2 separate regions of the Homo sapiens genome follow, and region 2 is linked to region 1. A link is a loop called in an ENCODE intact Hi-C map of the cell type or tissue named here. Cell type or tissue: heart left ventricle. All regions are shown on one strand. Links, peaks and the distances in the headings refer to the core of each region. The heading gives the core; the rest is flanking DNA.

The links. A loop is a pair of places that touch in the nucleus more often than their neighbours do. Peaks named below come from ENCODE experiments on the same cell type or tissue, not always from the same donor. Only the 100,000 strongest peaks of a DNase experiment are listed, where the experiment ranks them.
Region 2: a loop joins it to region 1, with 3 times the contacts of the local background. A loop is called at or near these places in 8 of 110 quality-filtered maps.

What each region holds. Positions count from the first base shown.
Region 1 is chr5:153,969,610-153,978,282 of GRCh38, reverse strand. It overlaps LOC107986464 (a long non-coding RNA gene), which reads left to right and starts at 4,320. Exons shown (of 3, transcript XR_001742937.1): 1 at 4,320-4,442. LOC107983980 (a long non-coding RNA gene) reads left to right here and starts at 1,094. Exons shown (of 3, transcript XR_001742534.1): 1 at 1,094-1,228; 2 at 1,927-2,020; 3 at 2,390-4,249. In heart left ventricle, for the core only: a CTCF peak has its summit at 3,709 (motif pointing left); no DNase peak of the experiment used is centred there.
Region 2 is chr5:154,048,881-154,055,562 of GRCh38, reverse strand. MFAP3 (microfibril associated protein 3) reads right to left here. Exons shown (of 3, transcript NM_005927.5): 2 at 5,546-6,006; 3 at 1-2,643. The coding sequence starts at 5,840. The coding sequence ends at 1,850. Among named protein-coding and RNA genes, the nearest start is that of MFAP3, 13 kb to the right of the region's middle. In heart left ventricle, for the core only: no CTCF peak of the experiment used is centred there; no DNase peak of the experiment used is centred there.

The DNA of each region.
Region 1 (8,673 bases), core at 1,833-6,832:
TGCACAGGGCTTTATCTCACCTTCTCACTAGGCATGGATGCCTCCTTCCAAACTCAGGCTGAGTGGTCTTCAGATCAGACGGCAGACTCCCTGTGGAGGAGAAAAAGAGTAGTTGGGAAAGTCAAGGGGGCTGTGAACTGATTCCTGTGATCCAGAGATGTCGGGGGGCTGAGCAGATGCATAGCCAAGTGTGGGACCTGGGTTCTTCCCTGAGTTCTCCAACTCCCTAACAGATTTTGAGCACCTCCCTGCCTCCTTGGGCCTCAGTTTTCCCTTATATAACTGTTCTTCCAGTCCTCACCATCTGCAGTCCCATTTTTAATGCCCTGTGCTCTCTGCTCTGGGCAAGTTTTCTGTTGAAGGTGGCAGCGGGGAGGTGTCGGCATTCTTAGGAAAGAATAAAACAATCCAGGCTGAGAAGGAACACACTTGCTCATCCAGCACAGCTGTGCTTGTGGAGTTCAGGGCTGGGTGGATTTATGAAGAATAGAGGTGTAGACTCTAGATGGTTGTCATCCCTCCTCTGAAACAAGGTATCAGGGCTGTGGGTCCCCGGAACCTGTGCTCCCCGGGCTGGAGACACCCTCCCTGTGGGGGGGTCTGTGTGCGGAGCACCATGGTGAAGCCTTCCCTATGGAGGGGAGCCCTTCAGGCTTGTGGGCTCTTTGAGGCCAAGGCCTTGATGAGGGAGACATAAGATAGGAGAACAAGGAGGTATATGCAGCTTCAAAGGGGCCTGATTCTGTACCCCACCTTGGGCCTGACCCAACTCTGTCTTTTGTCGGGAGATATCTGAAGAACTCTGTGTGGCCGCTGACTCCCTGTGAGTGCTTGGGAAATTCCTCTAACCCCTATGAGCCTCCATTTCTTCATTTATCAAATGGGCTAACAATGTTTATCTCATAGGGCTGAGTGCTCCTCAGGTAAGATAATGTTCATAAACCAGCTGTCTGTATCAGAATGTCCCAGGAAGATGTCAGCTGCTATTATTCTTTGTTCTCAGGTTGATGTACACAGAAGCAATACATCTCAGTTGAGACGAATTCTGTCCTAAGGTGTGAGTTTCTGTGTTCCTGCTTATATGAGATTGTTTTCTCTGTATCCTAGGCATGTTCTTCAGGGGGCTGTGACTTGGGGTGCAGTGGAAGAAGGGGGCTTATCAGCAGGAAACTATCTCCAGAGTTGCCAGAAATCTGGATTAGGATCTACAGAAAATGTTGTCTGTCAGGTAGTCTGGAACTACAGATAAACAATACTGGGGTCAGAGGCCATGCGAACTATGAGCAGAAATAAATGGCCACTGGGGAACTTACATCTGTAAATTGTTGAATTTCAGATGCACTAGCTCATGCATGTCATATGTACATGCATCATCTGGTTACGCTTGTGTCATTACATTATATCAGGTGACCGCATACCCATTCTGATAGCCCACAGGAACCCCAAAGGCTGACCCCAGGCTGTGCAGTGCTTAGCAGGGGCTCCGGGTCTTTCCTGGGGTGTTCTTAACTATAGCACCACCAGTCAATGTTGATGTGTGAGCTGGGATGTTTCCCTCATTCATAGTCCTGCCCTACTTGGCAGGACTGGGAGGAAGGAGTCTGAGGTTCTAGTCCCATGGCAACAGTTTTCTTGTATCATTTTAGAAATGTCTCCCTCCTTCTGTGGACCTCAGTTTCTTCTTCTGTAAAATGGGTTCCTAATCCCTTCCCTGCCCACCTTGGAAAGTGGCAATGAGGCTCTAATTGAATAATATAATAGATGTGAAAGTGTTTTAAGAAAGCTGAAAAAACCTGATACACTTATAAGAGTGAGGAGAGGGAGGATGGGAGGTGGATAAAGAGGAAGCAGATCCTGATCACTGCAGGTTGTGTTGTTAAGCCAGCCTCTCACCTGAATCTGTTTTCTCTCCATCATCCCCTCCAGGGTTTGGCAAAGATGATTACAAGAAGACGCCGCGGAAAGAGAAGGGGAAGCTGCAGAGTAACCTCCGTGAGGAGCAGCAGAGGTGGAGAAGGTGGTGAGTCTCCTGGACCCCTACTGGGTCAGAACAGTCAGGAGGTGAGGCTTATTGGTCATAGCCACCAGCCCGTATGGATGTCTTGCTGGAGTGACTGCGCTGCCCAGGTCGGGCTGATCCTAGTAAGTAGGTGTCCTGGGAAGAGGAGAAGCTGGCTTTGCTCAGGGATAAGAGGACCCAGGAACAGTGCTATTGGCCATCTGAAGTGACTTTGGTGCTTCATGAATAAACCAATCAACATTAAATAGCTATATGGATGGATTCAAAACCCACCTATAGAAATTAACAAGTTGGGCTGAGAGGCCTGGGAAAAGGGACTGTGGCTTCATAGGGCAGTGGTGACTTTATGGCCACTGTTCCTTTCTCCAGAGCTGAGGAACTTGGCTGCTGATTCCGAGCAGAGTTGGGGAAAGAGTTCCCGCTCCATCAAAGAGTCATTTGTCTAAGTCCGGTGTCTAAGAAGTGGTATTCCCAGAAAACATTCTCCTTTCTCTCTGGACATGTATCTTCCAAGGAAACATCTCTTTAACCTGTGTCGTTGCCTTCTGGTTGGAGCAGCTTTGGAGATGTCCTAAGGTAGGAAAAGTTAGTTTTCCCCTTCCACTCCCACAGATTTTCTCTGGTTGCTTCTTTCTCCTCTATCCTCTCCTTTCAGCTCCTCAATGCCTGGGGCCCTCTCCCTCCTTCTACCTTTATCACGCTCTCTGGAAAGTATCTGATAGCAGCTGTTTATATTTTAGGGTGAATTAGGTTAAGGCCGTAGGCTTCTAAAAGCTACTGTCGGAATTTGGACTAAAGTATCTGTTTCCCCAGTGCCATGTTTCCTTCACTGTCCCAGGTCATACTTCTCTGTCATTGCTTCTCAGCGTAGCTCCCTATAATAACTTGTTTTCCTGTTTAGTGCCCTGTGCATGTTCCATACCTAGCTGGGTCTGGGGAAGGGGGAGGTCCTCTGAATGCAGTGGGGGCTCCAGATATGGTGGGAGGACCTAGCCTAGCCCCAGGACCCTCATGTGGACATGATGTCTCCCTGGCAGGAGGACAAAGGCAGTGAGACGGACAGCAGCAGCAGTGACAAGGAGCTGGCAGGAGTGCTGGTAAAAGGCATCAGACTGTGGTCTTGGACCCAGTACTCTGAGAGCACACAGGGAAACTGAGTCCTGGAGGGTGAAGGAACTTGCCAGAGGTCATGTCAGGAGTCATAGGAGAGCTGGGTTGGGCCCCAGAGCTGCTAAATCCCAGGGCAGAAGTGAACTGAGTGGTGAGGCATAGGACAAGCTCTGGCCAAAGGGCTGATGTCACCCCAGGGTGGGTGGAGAGAGTGCTCAGTGTCACACAGGGAATCAGAGCAGGGTCAGACTCAGACCAGGGTCCCTTGACTCCCAGCACAGTGCTCCTTCCACTGCCCTAAGCAGCCTGAGTTTTCTGACCTTGAGTCTGGAACCTCTGTCTAGAAGAAAACTTTGGGTCTCTCTAGAGAACCACCTATACCTTTGAAACAGACACTGTAGAATTACGTGTGGGACCGCAGAGATTGGCGTGGTTCCCAGCCCTGCCCCTGAGCAGATGGGGGACCTTGAGTACATCTCTTACTGCCTTTGTGGCTTTAGTTTCTGCTCTGTAGCCCTAGAATTAAAAATTCGACAAATAAAACTGTTTCGGATTCCAGGGCATTTGGCTCCATCTTCTGGTCAGTTTTTGTCACTGTAGCTTTTTGCAGCATTGCCTGCCATCCAGTGTGACCTGAGAATTTTGAGGCTTCTAGGAAACTTTCTGGCTGTGGTGGGTGGGAAGTGGAATAGGACAGCAACAGAGTTATCCTAAAAGTCTAGGGAATTTCTGTGGTCTTTGGGTCATATTGGCGCATGTTATTCAGCCTTCTGCTGATAGTGGCTCGGTAGAGAGTCAGGGAGGCAGCCAGTGATGGACAAGCCCAAGTGTTAGAGGAGGAAGGTACATTGGAGAACAGTGAATGTAACCTCCTCAATGTACAGGTGCAGAAACTGAGGCAACCTTCACCTGTGGAGAAGTAGAGTCTTGCTTCAGGTCACACATGTAGGTTCCAGGTTTCCTGACACCCAAATCCATACTGTCCCCCACTCTGTCTTGCTGCCTCCTCTTTCTCCCAGCTTTCTATCCCAGCTGATTACCTCTTCCCCTTGCTTCTGAGACAGGGCCATCAGCCTAACAAGCACACTGCTCCATCCACTTGCTACCACAACAACCCACTCCCTCCTGGTCCCAGCTCCAGCCCTCATGAGGTGGAGTGCTCCCCTCCCACCCGCCCATCTCTCCAAGCCACAGCTTTCCTGGAGGAAATGGAATGAGGACATGGAAGGAAGAGGGAGGCAGAGGCCTACATTCTCCTCCAGCTCTGCCCTTTTTCCAGCCCAGCCTCTTGGATCCTCAGTCTTTCCATCAGGTACACAATCAGCTCCATGAGATTACTGAGATTAAATGGATGGTTGGTGTGAAGGTGCTTTGTGAATTCTTGAGTCCCCTGTTAAAATAGAAATTCAGATATGTCTGGGTTCTTCTCAAGCCACATAAAACCCCAGGTGCTGATTGGTACCAACTTAGCCCAGGTGCTATGGATCCTCAGAGGAGGGAGATGCATGGAAGCTGGAGGAATTTGAAGGCTTCAATGAGAGGGTAGTACTTTATTTTTCAGCCCAGAACGTATCTCGGAGGCATTCCCACTGACCCAGAGTCCAGTCTTTAAAAGCTCAGCTGTAATGGAAGAGGCACAGGAGGATTAATTGACTCTTGTATCCTCCCTTCTCTTCTCTGGAGATAAGATGTATGGCCTCTAGTTTATTTATTTATTTATTTATTTATTTTTTAATATGTGTATATTTTTATTATACTTTAAGTTTTAGGGTACATGTGCACAACATGCAGGTTGGTTACATATATATACATGTGCCATGTTGGTGTGCTGCACCCATTAACTCGTCATTTAACATTAGGTATATCTCCTAATGCTATCCCTCCCCCCTCCCTCCACCCCACAACAGGCCCCAATGTGTGATGTTCCCCTTCCTGTGTCCATGTGTTCTCATTGTTCAGTTCCCACCTATGAGTGAGAACATGCGGTGTTTGGTTTTTTGTCCTTGTGATAGTTTGCTGAGAATGATGGTTTCCAGCTTCATCCATGTCCCTACAAAGGACATGAACTCATCTTTTTTTATGGCTGCATAGTATTCCATGGTGTATGTGTGCCACATTAATCCAGTCTATCGTTGTTGGACATTTGGGTTGGTTCCGAGTCTTTGCTATTGTGAATAGTGCCGCAATAAACATACGTGTGCATGTGTCTTTATAGCAGCATGATTTATAATCCTTTGGGTATATACCCAGTAATGGGATGGCTGGGTCAAATGGTATTTCTAGTTCTAGATCCCTGAGGAATCACCACACTGACTTCCACAATGGTTGAACTAGTTTACAGTCCCACCAACAGTGTAAAAGTGTTCCTATTTCTCCACATCCTCTCCAGCACCTGTTGTTTCCTGACTTTTTAATGATTGCCATTCTAACGGGTGTGAGATGGTATCTCATTGTGGTTTTGATTTGCATTTCTCTGATGTGTATGGCCTCTAGTTTAAAGAGTGAAGCCCAGAGAAAGAGGTAGACATTGAAACCTTTCCCCACTTGGATCTTCAGCTCCCAGTGCAGTCTTGTTTCTGTTAGAACTTCAGAGTGCTAGAGAAATAGAGAATGAGAAGGGTAGCCCTGCCTTTCTTGTGTGCCCTCAAAGGCAGGGAGAAGACTGCCCTCCACAGAAAGCCCAGTTCCTAGTAAGGCAGCTCTAATCCTTTGAAAAGTCTCACTCAGCATTTCTCAAGGGTGGTTCTGAGACCCCTTGCACCAGAGTCACTGGGGGTGACTTACTGAATCAGACCGTCTGGGATGGACCTGGGAATCTGCACCTAAAACAGCCTCTGCAGATGAGGCACGTTGAACTTCAGGAACCACAGATCCCCTTCTCTGGCATCTCAGGAATAACAGCCCCTTGCTCTAGAGACAGTTCTTACCAACTCTTGCTTACAGGACATGATTTTCTCTTTTTTAAATGTTCTGCTTCCTTGCCATTTTCCACGTTCTCTGTTTTTCCTAGTCTCTATGTTTTTTTTTTTTTTTTTGAGACAGAGTCTCTCTCTGTCACCCAGGCTGGAGTGCAATGGTGCAATCTCAGTTTACTGCAACCTCCACCTCCCGCGTTCAAGCAATTCTCTTGCCTCAGCCTCCCGAGTAGCTGGGATTACAGGCGCCTGCCACCACGCTTGGCTAATTTTTGTATTTTTAGTAGAGATAGGGTTTTGCCATGTTGGCCAGGCTGGTCTTGAACTCCTGACCTCAGGTGATTTGCCCTCCTTCCTTGGCCTTCCGAAGTGCTGGGATTACAGGCATGAGCTACTGCGCCTGGCCTCTATACCTGTTTTGTAAGTAGAATATCATAGAATTTGGGGGGCTAGAAGTATTTGTAACAGGGTACCTTATCCAATTCCTCATTTTCTAGCTGGAATATTTTAGACACAGCAGGGTAGTTCCTGGCCTCAGACCACACAGTGCTAATAGGAGACCCAATCACCTGACTTCGAATTGAGTACTCTTTTCACCATGCAGTTCTGTCCTGCTGTAGGAGCCACACTTTAGGGTGAGTGTCCATCCCAGACCCCTTCTTAGATGAAGGAATGGACCCCTGAAGCTATCTTGGTGACTCTCCTTGGCTGAAACTGTTAGACCAGGAATGGTCATCTTGAAAGGGAGTTATCACTGGGCGTTGGAACTAAGAGGTCAAGTAGACTCCAGGGTTGAGGTGGTAATTTTCTTTCTCTCACCACCTCGAGGGTTGAGGTGGTGACAGAAAGGGTGAGGATGGAGAGAGGAGATGGGGAGAGACAGGGAGAAAATCACATACATTCAACAGGGAGAAAGACACAGAGACACACACACAGAGACAGGGAAACAGAGAGAAAGACACCGAGCGAGACACACAGAAACACAGATACACACACACAAGAGAGGAGGAAGAGAGAGACACACAGGAAGCAAGAGACTGAGTAAAGATGGGGGGAGGAGGCAAAAAGGGAAAACACATTCACAAAGAGATGGAGAGAGACAAAGAAATATAAGCTCAGACACACAGGGAGAGAGAGACTGGAATAGAGAATCCAGATTGATTCAGAGAGAAAGAGATAATGAAAGAGAAAAAGTCAGAGAGACAGAGACAGAGCGCCTGCCCTGGCACTAGGTGTTTTTCCAGTTTTTCCCAAGGCCCAGCTGACCTTCTTGCTTTTGCCTTCTCCAAGACACCCCCAAATCTTCCCAAGAAACTCTGACTCTTGAACGGGCCTCAGTAGGTTTCTTTTTCTTGCAAAGACATGGTTCTCAACCAACCCAGCCTTGGAGGGACTTTGAGGAGGGGCCCTCACAGATACAGCAGGGAAGCAAATGTTGCAAGCTGGGGAAGCAAATGCTCCATTCTGCTCAACAGATCGTCTGTCACTTCTCGTTATCTCCAGGACCTGGAGATGACTCTATTCCTCAGCCAAACATCAACAAAGCCGCCAACTCCCAGTGGTTGGTTTGGTGTCTTGTCAACAGCAATCTTCTTGGAACAAACTCTCTGCTCACATGGAGCAGAGTTAATTAGGCTTGGGCTGTGCTCATTGGCACCTGCAGGCCTTTGCTGACTGATGCTTTTCCTGCCCTAGGACTGCACTTACTTTCCTCTCTGCTCATGCTTGACCCAGCTAACCTTCCCACTCCCAGTGAACCTGAGGCACACACGAGTCCTTCCCTTTGTAAACTTTCCTAGTGCCTACTGTCTCTCTTCTGTCCTTTGTCCATTTTGCTCCACAATTATGTACATAAAGGACTGTATTACTAAGTCATGAGATCCTCAAGTTACCATGTGCGTGGAAAAATCACTAAATTCACATCTTTTCAGATAATAAAGGCCATTAACAATATGGAAGTTTATTTGGATGCTATGAATCTTTCAGGTGCTGGTCTAAGCACTTGTTACTTAGTAATTCATTTGATCCGTTCACAGAACAGGGACCTAGGGCCCAGAAAAGTTAAGAAACTTGCTGAAGGTTAGATCTTCAGTAAATGACAGAGGACAAAGATTTCACGGCCCTGTTCTTCTGCCTTCCCATGTCGCTGGCCAGAGCCTCAAAATCTGCCATTGTAATTTTGTCCTTTTACTTTAAGGCTGTAATTCCTATAAAGTATAGGTTTATTTTTATTTCATTATTTATTTATTTATTTTTTCTGGCAGAAGGATAGCTGAGGAAAAGAAGGAAGGGAAGGCTTCCCAGATCATCATAAATTACCTCCTTTAGAGCTAAAATGTCTGAAAAGCCAGCTCCCTCCCATTTTCTGATTGTGACCACTGGAACACTAGTTTCTTGAGATGTTAAATAGGTTTTATTAAAGAAAAATGAAGCTGTCAAGTAAGTGTGAGAAACTCGAAGTTAAACAGTTGCCTTGCACCATGACCTCACAGAGCGTTAAGATGCTGGGGGCACTGGGCCTATAAGAAGGAGAGAATTGTATTCACCACACAAATTTCACCACAGGCCCTGTTCTTGCAGATCACTTCTCAAAATTAGTTCCTTTTTCATGAAAGTTTCTTTGAGAAA
Region 2 (6,682 bases), core at 1-5,000, 79 kb before region 1:
GCTCTTATAGTCAAATATATAAAAACAATTTTCCTTAAAGAAATACCAGTCTATGAGCCAAGGCAAGCTTTGGCTAAATGATTGGTTAGCTTTTATTTGGCTCTAGAGGTTTCCATGGAAACAGCCTGAGAGACAGAAAAGGCAGCATTATCATCTTTATCCATGATGCCATCTGATAAAACTGCACATTGATTCATTCATGCTATTCAGAGCAGATGTATTACTTCTGATAAGCCTGGACAAAGGGAGGCATGAGTTTTATCCCGTCACGCTTTGAATTTCCTGTCTTCCCCTGTTTGAAACCTTAAATTAAAATCCTGATAAAACCTCCTCTGAACATTTCCCTCAGGAGCCTCTAGCTGAAGTAATGCTTCAATAATCAGAAGTCATATGAAGAAACGTGAAGCCCCAAATGGAGCTCCACTGCCAAGTTCTTAAAATTATATGGCACCACGCTTCCTGTAGCTGAAGAAATTGTTCTGAAGAGTATTTACAATTCCATTATATCAGATCTCAGCCAGGCAAGAAATGTCATCATAAGTGTTTATTATATACAGTTGAAGCAGGTGGCATCATCCATCATTTTTCTTCCTCTTGATGTCTAGATCAGTTGTGTGTGTATTTTAATATAGTAACACACCCTCACAATTATCTAATCTTATTTCAGGTTAGTGCTTCTTGGAAAGGCTACAAAAGCAGCCATAGCTCAGAATTATGTATCTGAAGTAAACAAAAATAAAAACCTCAACAACAAAATATTAACCAAACAAACAAGATAAAGACGCATGCAACCTATAGCACCATACCTAAGACCACAAAGGGCAGGAGGGTTGACAGAGGTCTTAAGAGGAATCCAGTTTTGGGTTTTCTCCTAGGATGAGATCCCAAATATAGAACCTATTTGTAGAGTCCAATACTTTTAAAAAGGGAAAGCCTGAGAAATTCTGTTAACAGAAATATGAAAATCCATGATTTTCCAGAAGACAGATGATTTGACACTGTTCTTATTCTAAAAGCATCAAAGACGTTATACCTTAGAAATAAACTGCTCACTTTGGAAGATCAGTTAGGCAATCCCTGCCAACCTCAATGAACTAAAATGATATCTCAGTAAGTTAAAAATATGATACACCCCCACCAAGGACCAATTTACTCATGGAAAGTAGTTTACAGAGCAGTTAGCTCTCTGACATCTGTATAACCCTACAGACATGTGCTACATTGAAAAGATTCAATCTTGCACATATCATTATATGCTCCACATGGCAAAACATCTGAAAAACACTCAGATGTTTTTCAAAAACCTCTGTGCATTATGACATTGGTGTGGAAATTTAGATCTCAGCTTAATCCTTTCCAAAAGAAGCGAGTAAAAGTCCCGGGAAAGGTTTACTTAGAGATGAGTGAAGATTCTGGTAATTTAAAGGTGATGGGTTAAGAAGCTATAGAGCTAGAAACAACTTCAGATCTCACCTAATCCCTCATCTTATTGACGGAAAAACTGAAGTCCCAAGATAAGTATCAGATCCAACCAATGGAAGAACTGTGACCAGAAGAGAAACCATGGGACTCTTAGTTCAGTGCTTTTCCCCATCATGTTTATCTGGGGCTCCTTTAAATCTTAGCATGCATAATTTAATAAAGCTCTAAGGAAAATGACTGAAAAGTATCAGAGAGGAAAAATGCTGCCTTCTAATGAAGACTTTGGCAATTCACGTTCTGATGTGCTTAATATTAACAAACGGAAAACCCCAGTCATCTTTTGGCAAAAATGTTACTTCTTCTAAGAAACAGGTTCCTTTTCTGAGAGCGAGCTGATTTTGTAGGTACTGGGTTACAGCATTGTAGGTTACAGCTGACAGTTTTCATATGCCCCATCTTTGTAGTTACAGTTAGATTCTGCAGATCCTATATCATCAGGTGGACTGAAATGACTGCTGCCTTGAGACTCTGTATCAATACTTTTGGTTTCTGACTGAAGGTGGACAGAAACCTGAACTGCTATTTCCTGGCCTTGTTCATTCAGAGAGCCATCATCTGAATCTCCTCCTGGTGAATTACTCCGTCCCATCTCTGGGTTAATGACATAGATGCCACCTTGAGCATTCAAGGCAGGTCTCTCTTTAATTCTTTCACCCAGGTCATCAGGGTCGTCCACTCGCACAGCCTCAAACATCTCCTCAACAAAGGCTCGACAGTTTAGAATAAGAGGTGGAAGAGGGACACTTCTTGCCAGTTCTTCAATATAACGAGCAAACTCCATGGTCTTAAATTGTGTGACTTTGGCGAGCTCCAGAGTTTTGGCTGAGGTAATGATGGGGATACGTTTTGCAATCTCAAAGGCCTTCTGAAGTTTCTCAGCCCCTTCAGTTCTAAAGAACTCATTGATAGCCTTCTCAGTCTTGCGAAGATGGCTGCTCATCATGCACAGCCGTGTGACATTCAAGATGAGTGTGATTGTAAAGGCAATCAGGCAAACAATCATGTAATAGACACTCATGTCTCCCGAGGTGAAGATAACACGTAGGGTGACAGAGTAGGAGGCACGAATTGGAGAGGTGACGAAACAGGTATAGAGCCCACGGTCATCAAAAGCTACATTGGTGATGTTTAGGAAGTTATCAGAAACCAACCACTTTCCACCTGATAATTGAACAGAAATGAAAAAAAAATTATAGCAAAAAGATTACTAAATATGCCCGCTGCCTTATCCATATTCCACCTCTTTATCAAAGTACTTTAACTTAGCTGATTTGTTAGATTCTACCATTTGTTTAAATCATGTAAAAAAAGGGCAGACTGTGAGGTCCAGAGTCAGAATTTAATTAGCTTGGATCTTAAAAGGAAATCAAGATCTTCCTTCATGACACTAATAATTAACATAGCTTCCTTTTCACTGCTAGACTTCAAAAGCCTTTCTGTGAAACAGGTATGTCTATAAAATGCTAAATGACTAATCATAAAAAAAGCTTATAGTTTATACATATGTGTCCGTCTACATCACATTGCAACCAATACATTTTCATATACTATGAGGGTATGTCTCAGAAATATAAAACAATGGTTTAAAATAACAGTATTTTAAATTTTTATGAGTAATTTTTATTTTCTTCTAACTGTGTTTGCTCACTTTCCATAGTGAAATTATATAACAAGAAGAAATTATTTTAAAAAATCCTAGCAATTTAATGCATTTGTTGAAGTAACTGCCTAATCTGGTATGCCTTGCACATATCAATTTTTTGTTGTTGTTGTTAAGAAACTTTTGTTGATTTTCTGGCAAGAGTAACTGAAGCACAGGCCAAAAAATACATCTCACAAGTCATGGTAAATGAAAAGCTTGGCAAAAAGAATAAAGTTGCCCTTAAGATGCCTATGCTTCCATTTTCAACCTAAAACATACTGCCTCTCTTCCACACGTGAAGGTATTTTCATTCAGGGAACACGTATATAGAAGTATACAAGTGTAAGAAAAGCAAAGCATATTGACTACGCATCTTGATTCACATCCTTCAATAACTTGGCTCTGACTGCATAATTCCTACTTTTGTGATACATTCCCAAAGCACTCTGTGCTTTAACTATGAAAGCCATTCAGAGATGGGAAGGATGGGCTAACCTGCAGTGTGGGGATGCATTCCAATGACTAGAGGAGGTGTCCCAGAGGAGGTTAGCGGACTGCTTGTTAAGCATTACTTGAGTGCCCAATCTTCAAAATCTCTTTCATCCCCAAGATTCTATGGTTCTGGATTATTTTAGTGGCACATAAATTAGTAAGCACTCTGGATTTTGTCCATTTTCATCATCATCCAAACTTATCTCAATCCTATAGGTATTAATATATTTAAAAGCCATCACTTCACTAATACAAAAAGAGGAAAACATGTAGTTATGAATATAGCCATTTTCCATAAGCTTCTGTTCTATGAACTTAGAGCTATGAAAACGACACCACTTGAATCCAAGGTATGATGAACTACAAAGACTCCATTCATCAACCATTGCACTACAACCACAATCTAAACTCTCTAGCTCACTTGCTGATAATAGCTCAAGATTTATGAACCTTATACTAGACTGACATGCTCTTTAAACTCCTCTCACTTGAGATTCATAAAATTTAATACAATTTTCCAGAGCTGCTGCTGAAAGCATCAATGATAGATGTTAGTGGTTTTCAAAGTAAAGGCAAAATAGAAAAATAAAACTGCCATTCCACTTGGCTGGTCTTGTTTTAACCTAAGGCTTTGTTTATGCAGTCAGTCTACAGTGATGACACTGAATGAATAATTCAGATCTCAGAGGTGTTTGGTCAGGATATCGTAGAGCCCAGAGAAGATAGGAGTCTGGTTCAGTGGGTTCAAATATGGAACCCCAAATCATGTTCAAAGTACACATTCCAGGTATCACTCTAATTCAATAGTTATGTATTTTAAACATGCTGATTAAAAATACCCTAACAATTCAAACTCTTCAATCCCTTGGTGACTAGTCACTCAGTCTATAGATTAAAATAGTGCATATGTCTGAAGGAAGTATCACCTGTCTCCTTTTGTGTTTTCCAGCCTAATATGAATAACCAATATCCTTTTCTATTTCAGAAGGCTACACTATCTTCCTAACAAAAAAATTTCTGAAAGTGTAGCTTGTGAGGATCTTAGAATTTAAGCTTCATCCCTTTGGCTTTTCATGGTGATTTCTTTTTGAGGTCCATTATAACTCAAGTACTCATCAAAAAGATCTTTATAACAGAACACTGGTTAGGAGTAGTCTGGATTAAGATATATTCACAGATCCATGAATAGGAAAATTAAATAAAAATCTGTCAAAAAGTAGACCTTGAACACACTATGTTTATGTGATTTTTAAGACATAAACAAAAAATGCAAAAAAAAATTTCTCATTTCCAGTAAATTAAGGTATAGAATACAAAAAAAAAAAAAAAAAAAAAAGAGCTGGAAGGGCTTACAAGTTCCATAGTGCCCTTCTAATTCTCTGAGACCTGACGTCAAAGTTTTATGCACAGATTGATACTCATTTTCAAAAATGTCCTGGATTTCCTCTAAAGTTTATAGTAACTAATTTCAGAGCAAAACTTTTTTATTTATAACAAATTTTCTTAAGTCTAGCCAAAAACCTTCTGGATGTATTCACACAGGGCCACCACACTGTACTACTGACATAGTAGTCTAGGTGAAGGGTGCTCCCAGAGTTGTGTTGTATACCACCTGTACAGCTGTATGCAGCAGCCCTGATTTACTCTACCTTCAATGAAGAAGAAAACCAACTGATCAGGAGAGAAAATAGCTCATTGTCATCATGTGAACATCTTTTAAATTTAGAATGATTCTTTTTTTTCTTCTTCTGGTTAAACAATTATAATTACTTTGCATTTTCTGATAGGTACAACACTCCAGACCTTTCAAATGTTTTAAACTATTCACCTTGGCACCTTATCTTTGAGACTTTTTGTTTAACGTGTTAAAAAATAAGAAGACAGAACAGGAAATGAGTAACCTTGATTAATTATACCCTGACCAATTACCTCTGCTTCTGCCATCCAGTTGCTGTCCTTTTGAATTGTGCCAATGGACATCTTCATAGTGACTGGCTGTGAGAAGACACTCAATTGAAACGCTAGTTCCCTCTTTGGCTATGATGACATCATCATCCGAGTGGGAACTTGCTGAGAGTTCAAAGCTTGAGGGAAAGGATGCATTGTAAGAACTACGATTTGCTTCCAGTGAAACCATTTGGTCGAAGTCCACATCTTCCAAAACAAAAGCAGCTGGCACAATAATACTTGCCACTAAAGTGAATAAGCAACAATGTAGCTTCATGGGAAAATGGGACAAAATCTTGTTTAGATTTGGAGAACTCAAAAACTTCTACACTACAACAAAAGCACAGCGGGTAATTTATTGCTTGGTAGAGAAATTTTCCAAACAAGTGGTAGATCCAGTTATATTTTCTAGTCTTCAAGATTAAAAGATGTGAGTAGAGAACCTAAAAGAAAGCCAGATACAAAGTTTAACCAACTGAGATTCATAATGGGGTGAAAGTGCGTATGTTCCAGAATGAATAGATGTTAATTAGAATAATTGGTGCTGACATTGGGGAGTAATTAGATGGAACAGTACCTAAAAATCTCACACAGAGACAGCAGAAAAAGCAATGAATTGGTAAATAGCAGACCTAGATTTTGGTCCTAGCTTTGCCACTAACTAGCTGTACGACCTTGGCAAGCAGCATTCTCTCTGGGTTTCTGTTTTCTCCTCTGTCAAATAAGGGACTGGATGAGATAATCTCTAAGGACTCTTCCAATTCTGAAATGCCATGATTCTATTTCATTCTGACAAATTTTATGCAACAGGGAGCCAATGAAGGCTAAAATATTTATCTTAATGATCTTTTATTTCAACCTGCACCATTACCATCTGTTGTTATAATGTAAATCAACTGGCATATCATAATCATAACCATGGAGCTCAAAATTTGAGTAATTCAAGTATGAAGATATGTTACATATAAATAATGCAGGGACACCTGAGGTGGGTTGTTTTAACACTGGAAAGAAAGCTGCACTTACTGCATACACATAAATAGAGTTATTGACTTCTAAAGCTATGGAACCTCCTTCATGGGCAAGAACATTAGACAACAGAATTTTCTTTTAATAGTT